2 separate regions of the Homo sapiens genome follow, and region 2 is linked to region 1. The links are chromatin contacts, found by Hi-C or POLR2A ChIA-PET in ENCODE. All regions are on one chromosome and are shown on one strand. Each heading gives the region's core, a stretch centred on a gene start or an enhancer-like site at or near the end of the contact. The rest is flanking DNA. Distances are from core to core; before and after follow the strand shown.

Region 1 (7,398 bases), core at 1,599-4,098:
TGAATTCCAACTTTGGAAACTGATGTTCTGCTGCCATACTCCCACATCCCCTCTTAAACACCATTAATCACCTCTCTAGGGGTGAAAGGTTGTCTTTGGAGCGTGGCTGTAGCCAACTGGAACAGCTCCATTCCATGTAGGCGCTGATGAACTAGCATCACTCCAGGCCTCTGCACGAAGGGACCTTTGGGAGAATAATAGAAACACTGACTCATCACATGACCATTTGAAGGGATCACAAGCCAGAGGCTGTCATTCTGCAGCCAACAACAACTTGGATCCTCCACCCTCGGTGGAGGGTCCCTTTTGTTACTGAGAAACCACAAGCCACAGAAGTGGGAAGAAACACAGGAACTGCAATCAAGGGATATGCCCGAACTAGTCTTGAACAATAGTAAGTTAGAGACTCTGTGTCCAAACTGAGAAACCTCAGGGTCAAACAAAAAGACAAGAAAAACAAAAACCAAACTAAAGGGGAAAATGTTGATAGGAGCAAGGTGAATGCCATAAGGTCACAGAAACTTTATGGGGAAATGAAAGAAATGCCAGGGGCAGTTTGGACGTTGTTTGGAGATTCACTAACAGGAATTTACTGTGTACTAAGTATCCTAAATTCCTTAGGGTAGATGTGGGTTTTCTTCAAGCACAAAGTTGCATCTCAGCTATTCCAGCTGCTCATTGGCCAATATGGAGCAAACTCTGCCAGGGAGTGAGTTTTACAGGGTGAGGTGGAGCAGGTGGGGCTCCATAATGTAGCTAAGAACAGAGGTAGCTGAGGTGTGCTGGAGTGTGAGAAGATGGCATGAAATATGGAAGCCATGTGGACACTTGTTCTGTGTATGCCTGTTGAAAATTTGGGTAGCTCCCCTAGGGCCAGGAAAAAAGAGCACCTATTTGACATTGGTGGTTTAGGGGCAGTGGAGGGGGAAAGTGTAACCTTCAGATGTTTGGGGCAAGAGAGAAAGATGCCTTAGGATTCCGAGGGTCCTTGGGACTCAGAATGGATATGACGGAAATTGCATTCATCTTATGTTACAGAATATTTTGGCTCCTACTTGTTGAGAATATGTTGACAAGAAAATGGGCCAAAACAAACAAGGTGAGATACGGCCTCAAGGTGAATGTCTGCAAAAATGTAGCCACAAGCCGGGTGCGGTGGCTCACGCCTGTAATCCCAGCACTTTGGGAGGCTGACGTGGGTGGATCATTTGAGGTCAGGAGTTCAAGACCAGCCTGGTCAACATGGTGAAACCCCGTCCCTACTAAAAATACAAAAATTACCTGGGCATGGTGATGTGCGCCTGTAGTCCCAGCTACTCGGGAGGCTGAGGAAGGGGAATTGCTTGAACCCGGGAGATGGAGGTTGCAGTGAGCCGAAATCGTGCCACTGCATTCCAGCCTGGGCGACAGAGAAAGACTCCATCTAAAAAAAAAAAAAAAAAAATGGGGCCACACAGCTTCAGGTAGGGAGACCACTTGGCAGCTTGTGTTTAAATAACATAAAAGCACAACAAAAAATGCCTGCTTTTTTTCGTTCTTTTTTTTTTTTGAGATGGAGCCTTGCTCTGTCGCCCAGGCTGGAGTGCAATGGTGCAATCTTGGCTCACTGCAACCTCTGCCTCCTGGGTTCAAGTGATTCTCCTGCCTCAACCTGAGTAGCTGGGAATACAGGCGCCCGCCACCATGCCCAGCTAATTTTTGTATTTTTAGTAGAGATGGGGCGTCACCATATTGGCTAGGCTGGTTCTGGAACTCCTGACCTCAGGTGATCCGCCCACCTCAGCCTCCCAAAGTGCTGGGATTACAGGTGTGAGCCACCGCGCCCGGCCACCTGTGGTTTTTCTTTACTGCAAACTCAATGTGTCATAATTAACATCATGGGGTTGCCAAAAACGTAATATTAGGGTGCATTAGTAAAAGTATGGTGTCTGCAGGAAGGAGGCACGAGTCCAGGCCACCGCTGGTACGCCATGTCCATTTGTGGCCACCAATGTTAAGCACCTCAGTAAAGGCAGAGGTAGCAGGAAGGCCAAAGGAACAGGGATTGTTCAACTGGGAAGTGAAGACACTTTAAAACAAATGTGGTTCAAAACTGGATTGGGCCGCTTCTTAACAGATAGTGAGTTTCTTACCCCTGGAAGTATTTAAGCAAAATCTTGACTAATTGTGGGTGGCTAAGGGAAAGATTACTGCATGGAGCAGAAGGTAAAATCAGTTATCCTTTCAGCTTTCTCCCAGCGGGATGATTTTGATTTCCGCACCCCTTCTTTGCCTAAATCCCTAGGCAGCCCCCCAGTCTCTGACCACGGCCTGGGGCAGCTGCAGAAGGGGCAAAGAGGAGCCTTCCAGATCTGCTGCTGCCTCTCCACTGCCAACGGCGCCAGCTGCTTCCTGGTCTTGCCACCAGCAGTCGGGAGGCCGGCCATCTGCCCCCTGGGTGCCCAGAGGAGCCCGGGGCTTCAAAAGTGGCTAGGGCCCCAGGCCAGGGAGCGGTTGGACCCACAGATCAACGCACTCCGGCGTTAGGGTGCAGACCTTCTGGCAGGCTGGGGGCAGGCCTAGAACTGCTCAGCGGCACAGCGACCTGGCGTCGTGGGTTCGAATTTCCACGGTTCCCACCTCGTCACAACAAGGCGTCTCGGGTCCCACCGACAGGGGCCATGCCCGGGGCGCGCAGCCTCTGGTGCTAGCCTTGTTCCCGAAGTCTGTTTCCTCCCGGGGCCTCGGTCTGACGCCTTCAGTCAGCGCTTCGCAGGAAGCCGACTCCCAAACCGGGGCAGGGGGTGTGGGCCGAGGGCGAAACCCCGCCCCCAGGGGTCCCTGATCTTTGCCCCCGCCCCGGGCTCCGCGCCTCTCGGAGAGGCATCAGCAGGCGGGCGGCGTTGCCTTTGTGTGTTTCGCTTCGAGGTGCCAGAGACCCTCCCCACAATCGTCCGCCGCGTCCCCTCGCGGCCCTCGGCCCCTCCTCTCGGCGTCCCAAGCCCCCCTGCTCAGCTCTGCGTGCCATTTCGGGGATCGCTGGTTCGCTCCCCACGGCGCCAGGAGGAGGGGCGAGGGCCGGCAGCCCCCTCTCCCGCGCGCGGCGCAGGAGCCGAGCCCAGCCCGGGGGACCCGCCGCCGCCGGTCATGTGGGCCGGACTGCTCCTTCGGGCCGCCTGTGTCGCGCTCCTGCTGCCGGGGGCACCAGCCCGAGGCTACACCGGGAGGAAGCCGCCCGGGCACTTCGCGGCCGAGAGGTAAGCGCCCGGAGCTCCTCCCCGCTCCCCCGCCCGGGAGAGCGCTACCGGCGTGCAGTCGAGAGGCGCGGAGGGGCGCTCAGGAGCCGCAGGCAGCCGCGTGTCGGGGCTTCCTCTGGGGTGCTATCAGCGCGGGCACAGCTCGGGGACGGCACAAAGAGTCAGCAACTTGTGCCTCTAGGCGGGTGCTCATCGTGCCCCCCTGGCTGGGGCTGTCCAGACTGGGACCTGGGAGATCGGAGGTCCAGGCGTTGGGTGACTCCTAATGTGCCCTGGAGCGCGGACCTCTGGAGAGGGGAGCCCAGGACGTGCCATCTGGTCTCCGGACTGGCTGGCTCACCCCCCAGCGTGCCCGTGGCTCTGCCCGGGCAGCGCCTGGCCTCCCCTGCCGCGCGGGGCTTTCCCTGGGTCTTGGCCCTACGAACTTCATGGACCTTGGAACAGCCGGGGTCTCTGGGTCACTTTTCGTTTTCTGTCCGTGCGTGTGCGCGCGTGGGGGTGGGGTGCATGCCCCTCCGCTGTCTTTCGCGATGGATGCCGCCCTCCGCACGTGCTTTCCCCCGGGCCGCGGTGGGGCCGTGCGCGTGTGTGCGTGATGCTCGGAGCTAGGGAACACTGTGTCAGCAGGCGGCCTGGCCCGCGGCCACGTCCTCCGGGGGGCGCGCAGCGGGGGCGGCCCGGCCAGGCTTGTAGCTCACACGTGTGTTCCACAGCCACCGCCAGTTCCTGCTCAGAACCTGCCCCGACTCCCCGGCGTTCCACAGGCTCCCACCACCTGTCCCTCTGTCACCAGCCCTAGGAGGCTCCTTAGGGCGCTCTGGCGGGTGCTCGGTCCCTGCCCACCTGAGAGTTCGACTCCATCAGCCTCCCTGGGCACCCTTTTATCTGCCGCCTTGGTGGCACTGCCTGTCCGTTTCTGAGAGTCCCAAGGCTCCGCTCATTCGCCCGGTCCCCTCCTTCTCAGGCTGCTGCCATAATCACTCCAGCAAGGGGGTGGATGAGACTTCACTGCCAGCTCCCGCCAGCAGGAGGGCCCCCCCTTTCTTCTGTGATGACCTCAGAGAGGGAAAAAGGCCCCAGGGACAGCTTTCCTCAGACTTTTGTGTGCTGCCATTGCACCCTGAGCTTCCCTTTCCGGAATACTTGTCACATTTTGGCACAGATTTTTCTCCCCAAGAACACGCTAAGTTTGCCTTGTCCCATGTCCCCAGTGCCCAGCGCAGAGTGGGTGCTTTACAAAGTGCCTGCCTCGCAGAATCATCTTCCCTCCGCTCTGAACATTGGTGGAACACCATTGGGAAGGGGTTTCTTGTCCCTTTTCTGTTGCGGTGGGGTTGGAAGCTCAAACCAGGCTGGATTTCATCACCCTCTGTCCAGTCCATGACTGGAGCTGGTTGCAGTTGTCCTCTCTGTCCCCCTCCAGGCCTGCAGTTGTGCTGTTTCCCCTGCTAGAACACCCTCTCCCTTCCTCTTCTTTTGCTGGCTGCCCTACTTTTTTTTTTTTTTTTTTTGAGACAGAATCTTATTCTGTCACCCAGGCTGGAGTGCAGTGGTGCGATCTCGGCTCACTGCAGCCTCTGCCTTCTGGGTTCAAGCGATTCTCATGCCTCAGCCTCTCGAGCAGCTGGGACAACAGGCACATGCCACCACACCTGGCTAATTTTTTTTTTTTTTTTTTTTTTTTTTGAGATGGAGTTTTGCTCTTGTTGCCCAGGCTGGAGTGCAGTGGCGTGATCTCAGCTCACCGCAACCTCCGCCTCCCAGGTTCAAGCAATTCTCCTACCTCACCCTCCCAAGTAGCTGGGATTACAGGCATGCGCCACCATGCCCGGCTAATTTTGCATTTTTAGTAGAGTCGGGGTTTCTCCATGTTGGTCAGGCTGGTCTCAAACTCCTGACCTCGGGTGATCCGCCCGCCTTGGCCTCCCAAAGTGCTGGGATTACAAGCGTGAGCCACCGCGCCCGGCCTGTATTTTTTTTTTAGTGGAGACAGGGTTTTGCCATGTTGGCCAGGCTGGTCTCAAACTCCTGACCTCAAGTTATCTGCCTGCCTTGGCCTCCCAAAGTTTTCTCTCTCACCTCAGCCTAGATGCTGCCCTTCCAGGAACCCCCCCTGACCCTCCTCAGGGCTCCACAGTCTGTCCCACTGTGGCATTTGTCACTCTATGCTGTTATCACCTAGCTCCTGGTCTGCCCTACTTTCCTTGAAGGTGGGGGCAGTAGTTTGTTTATGGCTGTATGGTCACGCCTTACTCAGCACCCAGCACCAGTTGGATGCATCTGGCTTCCTGCCCTTTCTGGACCTCATTCCTGCTTGAACAGACCCCTACTGCCTCCAGTTTTGGGCAGCTCATTCATGACCCCACACCCACCCAAGAGATGTCACCTATGCCATTGCCCTTCTCAACCTTTCCCTCAACAGCCATTTATTGAGCACCTACTACATGCCAGGCACTCCTGTACGTGCTGGGGTAAATAGATAAGAAACCCTTGTCATCAGGGAGTTGTAGGGGAGACAATGAATTAATAAATTAAAATCTAATGTCACAGGAAGTAAATGTTGTGGAGAATAAAGCAAGGTAAGGGTGGACAAGGAAGGCCTCTCTGAGAAGGTGCCATGGGCAGAGATCTGGGTGAAGGGAGAGAGGAAGCCCAGTGTGTGTCTGAGGAAGAATCTTTCTCTCTCTCTTTTTTTTTTTTTTGTTTTGAGACGGTCTGGCTCTGTCACTTAGGCTGAAGGGCAGTGGCGCCAACTTGGCTCGCTGCAACCTCTGCCTCACAGGCTCAAGCCATTCTCCCACCTCAGCCTCCCGAGTAGCTGACCCTACAGGTGTGTGTCACCATGCCCAGCTAGTTTTTGTGTTTTTAGTAGAAACGAGGTTTCACCATGTTGCCCAGGCTGGTCTCAAACTCCTGGGCTCAAAATGATCAGCCTGCTTCGGCTTCCCAAAGTGCTGGGATTACAGGCGTGAGCCACCACACCCAGCCATAAGAACCTTTCTTATAGCAGGAACTGCAAGTGCAAAGGTCCTGAGGCAGCCACCCCTGGGGCTCCTCATCTATTGCACAGCCTTTCTTCAACTCTGAGGCCCCTCTCCTGGCCACTCTGCTGTGTGTTCACGTGGCAGATATCTGTAGGAGGCCAGTATCTATTGTCTCACACTTTTGTCTCTGTCTTGCCTCCAGGAGAAGACTGTTTGGGTCATTTTTCTTTGGAAACTTCCCATTGCCCCTCCAGACAGTTCTTGAGAATTGTTTGTTGATTCACTTACACACTGGCTGGGAGACTTTCCTGTTGACCAATGTCTCCCCCAGTATAGAATGAGGAAAGTGCTCTCTCTTCTCTTGCAGACGCCGACTGGGCCCCCACGTCTGCCTCTCTGGGTTTGGGAGTGGCTGCTGCCCTGGCTGGGCGCCCTCTATGGGTGGTGGGCACTGCACCCTGCGTAAGTGCTTGTCCCTGTGCCCCAAGTCTTCTCCTCCAGCAGTGTGTGTTGCCAGCCCTCAGTCCCTGGTCCGAGGGGCAGACGGGAGGCCCCAGTTCCTCGTGTCTCACCTGCACTTCTCCTCTCAGCCCTCTGCTCCTTCGGCTGTGGGAGTGGCATCTGCATCGCTCCCAATGTCTGCTCCTGCCAGGATGGAGAGCAAGGGGCCACCTGCCCAGGTAACTGGGGATGGGAAGGGGCTGATGGGAACAGATGAATGAGCATTGAGGTTATGTCCTGGGCAGTGGGCACTTGAGATGTGTCCTGGTGTCTCAGCTTCAGACAACTCCATTAGGTAGACATTTTGTGCCCATTTTATAGATGAAGAAACTGAGACACAGAAGTTATTGTCTTGCCCGGGGTCACACAGCTGGTAAATGGCAGAGCTGGATTTAAACCCAGGCCTGTTTGCCTTCAGAGCTACCCTCCCAACAGAATTCAGGAGGACCCTGGTGAAGTGGGGATGGTTGGGACTGCCACGGGGTGCATGCTCACTGGTGTGATGCCTGCTCTAGAAACCCATGGACCATGTGGGGAGTACGGCTGTGACCTTACCTGCAACCATGGAGGCTGTCAGGAGGTGGCCCGAGTGTGCCCCGTGGGCTTCTCGATGACGGAGACAGCTGTTGGCATCAGGTGTACAGGTGAGACGCCTGGGAGTGGTGGGGGAGGGGGAG
Region 2 (7,398 bases), core at 1,600-4,099, 340 kb after region 1:
TACAAAAATTAGCTGGGCACGGTGGCGGGCACCTGTAGTCCCAGCTACTCGGGAGGCTGAGGCACGAGAATCTCTTGAACCCAGGATTCGGAGGTTGCAGTGAGCCGAGGTCACCCCACTGCACTCCAGCCTCCAGCCTGGGTGACACAGTGAGACTCCATCTCAAAAAAAAATAAAAATAAAAAAATAAAAAGAGAAACAGTAACAGAAGCTACAACAAAAACTAAACACCATGTAACTAAACACTATCAGAGCCAAACCACATAGACCTGTGGGTCACGGCCATGGCCCACCAGCTCTGGGGCTCCTCAGTTCTAAGATTCTGCTCTCCAGCTCCCTCCCACTGGTCATCAGTGTTGTGACTCGTGCCCTGGGTGACAGTCATGTCCGCTTTTGGAACATTACTTCCCCTATCTGCAAGAGGCAAGTCACCCCTACCTTCTCCCCAGCTAAATGTGTCCCCAGGACTTTCCCCAGTGAACCAGCCCAGCACCTGGCCCCCTGGTACCTTGGAGATGGAGGCTGGGCAGTAAGAAAGACGCTGGGCTGGGTGCGGTAGCTCACACCTGTAATCCCAGCACTTTTGAAGGCCAAGGCAGATGGATTACCTGAGGTCAGGCATTTGAGACCAGCCTGGCTGACATGGTGAAACCCCATCTCCACTAAAAAACACAAAAATTAGCCGGGCGTGGTGGCACACGCCTGTAATCCCAGCTACTCAGGAGGCTGAGGCAGGAGAATTGCTTGAGCCTGGGAGGCAGAGGTTGCAGTGAGCCGAGATCGTGCCACTGCACTCCAGGCTGGCCAACAGAGTGTGACTCTGTCTCAAAAAAAAAAAAAAAAAAAAAAAAAAAGATGCTGCACTCCTCTTTTCTTTGCTACTTTCCTCTCCTGGGTTTTTCTCTGCAGGCCACACTGCTTTTAGAAGCCTTTCCCTTCATCTACCACCCGCTGAACATCACCGATGGCAGGCCAGCACTCTCTCAGCTCTCTGGGTAAGACTCAGCTCTCTGGGCTAAGTCTGAGCTCATCTGCCAGCCTAGTGATCTTGCCAAGAGAGGAAGGAGCTGGATCTGATGTGATCTGAACTTCGTCACCATACCGTCACAGCTGATGACCTAAGCTTCCTCCAAGTCGAGGGATGGTGCAGCTCCATTGAAGTCTCCTCTTCTCTCCTCCAGGCTCTGCCCACCTCACGAGAGCACATGGTCCTGACTGCAGTGACTGCAGGAAGACCTGGGATGGAGGGCTTTGCTTTCTCACCATCCTCTTGGCCTGGCTTCTCTAACATGTTAAAAACTTACAGTGGCCCACAACTGTAATCCCAGGACTTTGGGAGGCCGAAGCAGGTGGATCATGAGGTCAGGAGTTTGAGACTAGCCTGACCAACATGGTGAAATCCCATCTCTACTGAAAATACAAAAATTAGCCAGGCGTGATGGCACGCGCTTGTAATCCCAGCTACTCAGAAGGCTGAGGCAGGAGAATTGCTTGAACTCAGGAAGTGGAGGTTGCAGTGAGCCGAGATTGTGCCACTGCATGGCAGCCTGGGCGACAGAGTGAGACTTCGTCTCAAAACAAACATACAAACAAACAACAACAACAAAAAATCCCTCGCTTTTTTGCTGGTATCTATAGTGCTTTTTTTGCTGGTATCTATAGCTTTTGTGAGACTCAGTTTATTTAGCTTTAGCTTTCCTGATATTATTATTCTTACAAATTTTGCCTTGGGACACTCTTTCCATTCATTGATTCAGGCAATACTTATTGAGCACCTACTATTTGCCAAGCACTGGGAAGCCATTGAGAATAAAACAGTGAAGAGTTAGAAAAGGTCTCTGATCTGATGGAGGGCCTATTCTACTGGTGCTAACTGAACAAGTAATATGTGCTCTGAAGACATTAAAACAAGACAATGTGATGGGGGATGCTGAGAATCCAGTAGGAAACTACTTAGATGGGAAAATCAGGGAAGGTCCCTACAAAGGAGACATATATGCTGAAACCTCAATAAAGAGAAGCAGCCAGCCATGCAAGGATATGGAGGGAGAGCAGTTATGGCAGAGGGGTCAGCAAAGACAAAGGCCCTGAGGCAGGGAGGAGCTTAGCATGGAAGGGGAACCTGGGAGGCCGGCTGGCTGGACTTGAGTGAACATGGGGCTGAGATGAGATCAGAGGAGAGCAGAGGCCAGATCCCCCGGGCTCCTAGGTCAGGGTGGGGCTGGTGCTTAGGAGTTCTGAGGCTGACTCTGATTTAGTCTGAGGTCGGTGTCCCTCTCAATCCCGACTCACTTGTGGTCCTCTATGGCCCGCAGGCTTGTTGAAAGTGCCCCACTTCCTTCCTCACAGCAGCCTCTGTGCAATCCGAATTGCGCTGTGAATTTCCCTGCCACTCAGGAGCCCGGGGCAGGGCTTCACCCCTAGTTCAGTTACCAGGAACCAATCTTTCTCCACCTTCCTGCCCTAGCCCCACTGGGTCTGTCTCTGCATCTGTGAAATGGCTGAGTGTGACCAAATGATGCAGGTAGCCTTTCCACTTCTTTCTACCCGTGGCGCCTCGGGTGGAGGCGTGGAGTTTGATTGGAAGAGGGTAAAGCAAAAGTGGAATCCTGGCGAGAAATGAAACTGAAAGAAAAAATTCCTCCTGGAATTTTTTGGCTCTAAGGAGGCCAGCAGCGGGGGTTTGGGGTAGGAGGCAGAGGTAGAGAAGGAGGGAGGTTTTTAGAAAGCTGACCGGGCAGGAGCCCTGTGACCCAGGCTTTCACTTCTCCTAAACACCCAGTAGCGCCATGTGATGCAGGCAGGGGACTGCGGATAGGGCCTGTGAAAGGGGAAGCGAGGGGAGCCCAGAGTTTCTCAAGAAGCCGAGAGAGGGACAGAGGCTGAGCCTGGGGGGAGGGCTGCAGGGGACTGAGAGGGGAGTGTAGGCAGTGGGGGTGAGGGGGACAGGGAGGAGGTGGAGAAGACGGCAAGGGGCAGCAGGGTGACTGGGGCAGAGGGAGCCCCCACCCCACGCCCAGGGCAGGCCAGGAGTCATAAGGAGAGGGGACAACAGGAAGGGGCGACAAACGGGGAGGGGAAAGGGAGGCGGAGGGGCAGCGAAGTGAAGCAGGGAGGGTCGCAGTGTGAACAAGAGTGCGAGGAAGGGTCAAGGTGGAGGGAGGAGAGGGGAGAGTTAGGGAGAAACAGCTGCAGGAGAGGCGCGGGGAGGAAGCCTTAGGGGTGGGGGAAGGGAGAGGGGAGTTGAGAATTAGGGAGGAGGTGGTAGAGTCCGGGTAGTGAGCGGAGGGACAGGAAGGGTAGGGCAAGAAAGGGAGAGGGGACAGGAGGGAAGGGTGGGCCAAAGCGGTGAGAAAGGAGGGCCAGCCAGTTGGGTGGGGGAGAGGGCCGAGGCCCGGGGGCAGGAGTGCAGGGCTCTGAGGCGGGGAGAGGAGAGGAGAGAAGAGCCGCGGGGGGCCCAGCCCGGAGCCAGGATGCCCGCGCCGCGCGCCCGGGAGCAGCCCCGCGTGCCCGGGGAGCGCCAGCCGCTGCTGCCTCGCGGTGCGCGGGGCCCTCGACGGTGGCGGCGGGCGGCGGGCGCGGCCGTGCTGCTGGTGGAGATGCTGGAGCGCGCCGCCTTCTTCGGCGTCACCGCCAACCTCGTGCTGTACCTCAACAGCACCAACTTCAACTGGACCGGCGAGCAGGCGACGCGCGCCGCGCTGGTATTCCTGGGCGCCTCCTACCTGCTGGCGCCCGTGGGCGGCTGGCTGGCCGACGTGTACCTGGGCCGCTACCGCGCGGTCGCGCTCAGCCTGCTGCTCTACCTGGCCGCCTCGGGCCTGCTGCCCGCCACCGCCTTCCCCGACGGCCGCAGCTCCTTCTGCGGAGAGATGCCCGCGTCGCCGCTGGGACCTGCCTGCCCCTCGGCCGGCTGCCCGCGCTCCTCGCCCAGCCCCTACTGCGCGCCCGTCCTCTACGCGGGCCTGCTGCTACTCGGCCTGGCCGCCAGCTCCGTCCGGAGCAACCTCACCTCCTTCGGTGCCGACCAGGTGAGTGGCAGGAGGCCTGCCCCGGCATACTCCGGCGGGTGTGGAGGGAAGGAGGGCTGGCCCCCAGCGTGACCTGGGACAAACCAGGTCCCCTGCCTGCACTAGTTTCCTGATTTGAAAGAAGAGGGGGGCTAGCCCTTGCAAAACCGATGGCAACCGCAGTGGGAATAACCATGGTTGTTTTTTTGTTTGTTTTATTTTTTGAGACGGAGTTTCACTCTGTCGCCCAGGCTGCAGTGCAATGGCGCGATCTCAGCGCACTGCAACCTCAGCCTCCCGGGTTCAAGCGATTATCCCTCCTTAGCCTCCAGAGTAGCTGGGATTACAGGGGCCTGCCACCACGCCCAACTAATTTTTGTAATTTTTTTTTTTTTTTAAGTAGAGGTGGGGTTTCACCATGTTGGTCTTGAACTCCTGACCTCAGGTGATCCACCTGCCTAGGCCTCCCAAAGTGCTGGGATTACAGGCATGAGCCACCACGCCAGGCAGGTTGGTCTTTTTTGAGCTACTTGCAGGCCCTATGCTAAGCACTTTCACTGTTTAACTGATTTAATACTCTTCACCACCCAGGAAGTAGGAATTATTATGCCCATTTTACAGAGAAAGACACTGAGAGGTTTCATGGCATTAATCAACTTGCCCAAGGTGACATGGAGGGTCGAGGAGCCGAGTAAAGGCAGCTGGACTCCAGGTCCCACCATGAACCTCCTCTCTGTGTGTTATGGGGATGTGCGGGCAGGGCAGGAGCAAGCCAGCTTCTTCCTACCAGCAGTGCTAGAGGCTGTCAGGCCGACTTGCTCAGATCCCAGCTCTGCCTTTCACTAGCTGGAGCCACATGGGCAAGAACTCATTTATATCCTGAATGGGCTGCCTGGTCTTCTCCCTTAGCTCAACCTCTGAGCCTTTCTCCGTTCCCCCTTGAACAGAGCATGGCACGTAGAAGAAATTTAATAAGTATTTGCTAAATGAATGAGTAAATGCCCAACAACACGGCTATATTTTGATAGCTGTTCCCAGTGGGATATTAGACAATAATTTAGACTAAAATGTAATATTATTAAAATAACCACATATGGTGTAAATGAGCAAAAGCAGGAGGCAGGACTGCATACAGATAGGACTGCAGCCATGTGGAAAGACGAGGTGTCAACGAAAGGAAACTGGAAAAAGATTGTCACAGTGGTATGATCAGGCCACTGGACTAATTGCACTTTCTTCTTGTCTCAGTTTATCAAATGTTCTTTGATTGCACATATTATACTCATAAAGGGGACATTTTTCAAAAGGATCGTTTCATCCAATTGGCACCCACAATTCAGCACCTAGCAGTTTCCAGTGTCCTTGACAAGGAGTCACTTGTCCAGCTTGTTTAGGATCCTTTGATGATGACTTCATGCCCCCAGGCCAGCCCTGGCCATCTCTTTTCTTTCTTTCTTTCTTTCTTTCTTTCTTTCTTTCTTTCTTTCTTTCTTTCTTTCTTTCTTTCTTTCCTTCTTTCTTTCTTTCTTCCTTTCTTTCTCTTTCTCTCTCTCTCTTTCTTTCTCTTTCTTTCTTTCTTTCTTTCTTTCCTTCTTTCTTTCTTTCTTCCTTTCTTTCTCTTTCTCTCTCTCTCTTTCTTTCTCTTTCTTTCCTTCTTTCCTTTCTTTCTTCCTTTCTTTTGACGGAGTCTCGCTCTGTTGCCTACGCTGGAGTGCAGAGGTGCGATCTCAGATCACTGCAACCTCCACCTCCCGGGCTCAAGCAATTCTCCCTGCCTCAGCCTCCCAAGTAGCTGGGATTATAGGTGCCCGCTACCACGCTGGCTAGTTTTTGTATTTTTTTAGGAGAGATGTGGTTTCGCCATGTTGGCCAGGCTGGTCTTGACTCCTGACCTCAGGTGATCCACCTGCCTCAGCCTCCCAAAGTGCTGGGATTACAGGCGTGAGCCACTGCGACCGGCCAGCCCTGACCGTTTCTTACTTCTTGTTGACATTCTTTCTGACCTAGAGACCCCCAATATTTGTCAATGGGAATCTCTCATCTTCCTTTAATCCTATTATTTCATTGACATCCCACTAGCACCCCCAACCCAGTACCCTTAACCTGTGTCATTGACCCTATTGACCTCCAGAGAGCCTCACCCATCTAGTACCCCCTGTGGCAAAACTGATCTTCTGGAGGCCAGGCCACTGAGCAGAGCCTCCCGTGGCATCAACAGGGCCAGAAGCTCCTGTACGTTCTCCCCTTGGCTGGGCACGAACTTTGGGTGGAGCAAAGGCAGGCCACAAGGCCTCATGAAGTCGGGACCTGATCCCTAGGACAGTGCAGAAACACCAAAATGATTTGAGGCAGGAATGGACATCACTGGATTTGAGCTCTTCAAAAATGGCTCCGGCTGCAGTGTAGATAGCATATGGGTTAACAAGAGTGGGTACTTCACAACAGGCAGGAAGCGGCTGCAGAATTCAGGGGGGCAGTCAGATGGGGATGTGGGGGTGGGTGGGACTGGCACCATCTGGCAACAGCTATACCCCAGGAGCTGCGTGTTTCACATACTTGCTGATTTCAGAAAGGGCCATCCATCACTCTCGACAAAGCATCTGCTCATTCTAAAAGAACTCATTTATATCCTGAATGGGCTGCCTGGTCTTCCCCCTTAGAGTTACAATAGTCACATTCATTTACTTCCAATTAATAAATGGAAGTGGCTGCTTCTAATGGGACCTATTCAATTTTCTGCTTGAAAGTCTAGAGCGAGAATTATCAGTGAGCTGGTATGCCCCTCCCTCCCCACTTCCAGGAGGACCCCGCAGAATCTCCAATGGAATGCGGGTTTAAGTGCATCTGTGTGGACTATAATTTTACATTTGAAAAAGGAAAAATAAATACTTGTCTTTTCCCCAATGCAACTACAGAAAGTAAAGTTTGACAAAATCGCCCTAGCTAGTGGAAATATAAATCTCTACTTGAAAGGCAGTAATGGATCCTGAGATTTGCAGGGGCATGGAAAGGGTGACTGGTTTAGCAATGTAGAGAAGTATTTATTCTCTCCATTGAAATGGCCCCTAGTCCTCACTGCTTTTTTTTTAAATGCAGATGCCCAGGTCCTGCCCCAGACCTGCTGAGTCAGAATCTGGGACCTGGGCCTGGGAGATTTGGAAGCAGCTAGTGCAGCTGACTGGAGCCAACAGACCAGAAGGGGCCTGGGGCCTGGCTGTTGCTGATTGATCCAAATTCTGGGTAAAGATTTTCAGCCCATCTGCCCTTGCTGGGAGGCCTGAAAAAAAACGTTTTTTTCACCAGGCCAGAACTCACTCTTGGGGCTGTGCCTGGGACCACCTCTGCTGTATATCAGAGGGACAAAAGTGGGGTGAAAGGATGGGTCACA

What was found. Hi-C counts contacts between places; a loop is a spot of excess contacts on that map. ChIA-PET counts read pairs that join two places held with the same protein, here RNA polymerase II (POLR2A). Pooled maps may share reads with other maps.
Region 2: a loop to region 1 is called in a pooled map, with 9 times the contacts of the local background. The contact joins the promoter of SLC15A3 here to the promoter of VWCE in region 1. A Hi-C loop is called at or near these places in 2 of 37 single-sample maps with no recorded cell type and 5 of 50 pooled maps. POLR2A ChIA-PET finds 5 or more read pairs at or near these places in 3 of 52 experiments (OCI-LY7, PC-9 and activated CD4-positive, alpha-beta T cell).

Annotation. Positions count from the first base shown.
Region 1 is chr11:61,290,766-61,298,163 of GRCh38, reverse strand. It overlaps VWCE (von Willebrand factor C and EGF domains), which reads left to right and starts at 2,848. Exons shown (of 20, transcript NM_152718.2): 1 at 2,848-3,236; 2 at 6,588-6,682; 3 at 6,811-6,900; 4 at 7,237-7,365. The coding sequence starts at 3,127. RefSeq lists silencers at 2,769-2,838, 3,019-3,328, 3,769-4,028 and an enhancer at 3,095-3,797.
Region 2 is chr11:60,947,627-60,955,024 of GRCh38, reverse strand. It overlaps SLC15A3 (solute carrier family 15 member 3), which reads left to right and starts at 2,849. Exons shown (of 8, transcript NM_016582.3): 1 at 2,849-4,031. The coding sequence starts at 3,474. RefSeq lists an enhancer at 2,537-2,676 and silencers at 2,857-3,086, 3,407-3,566.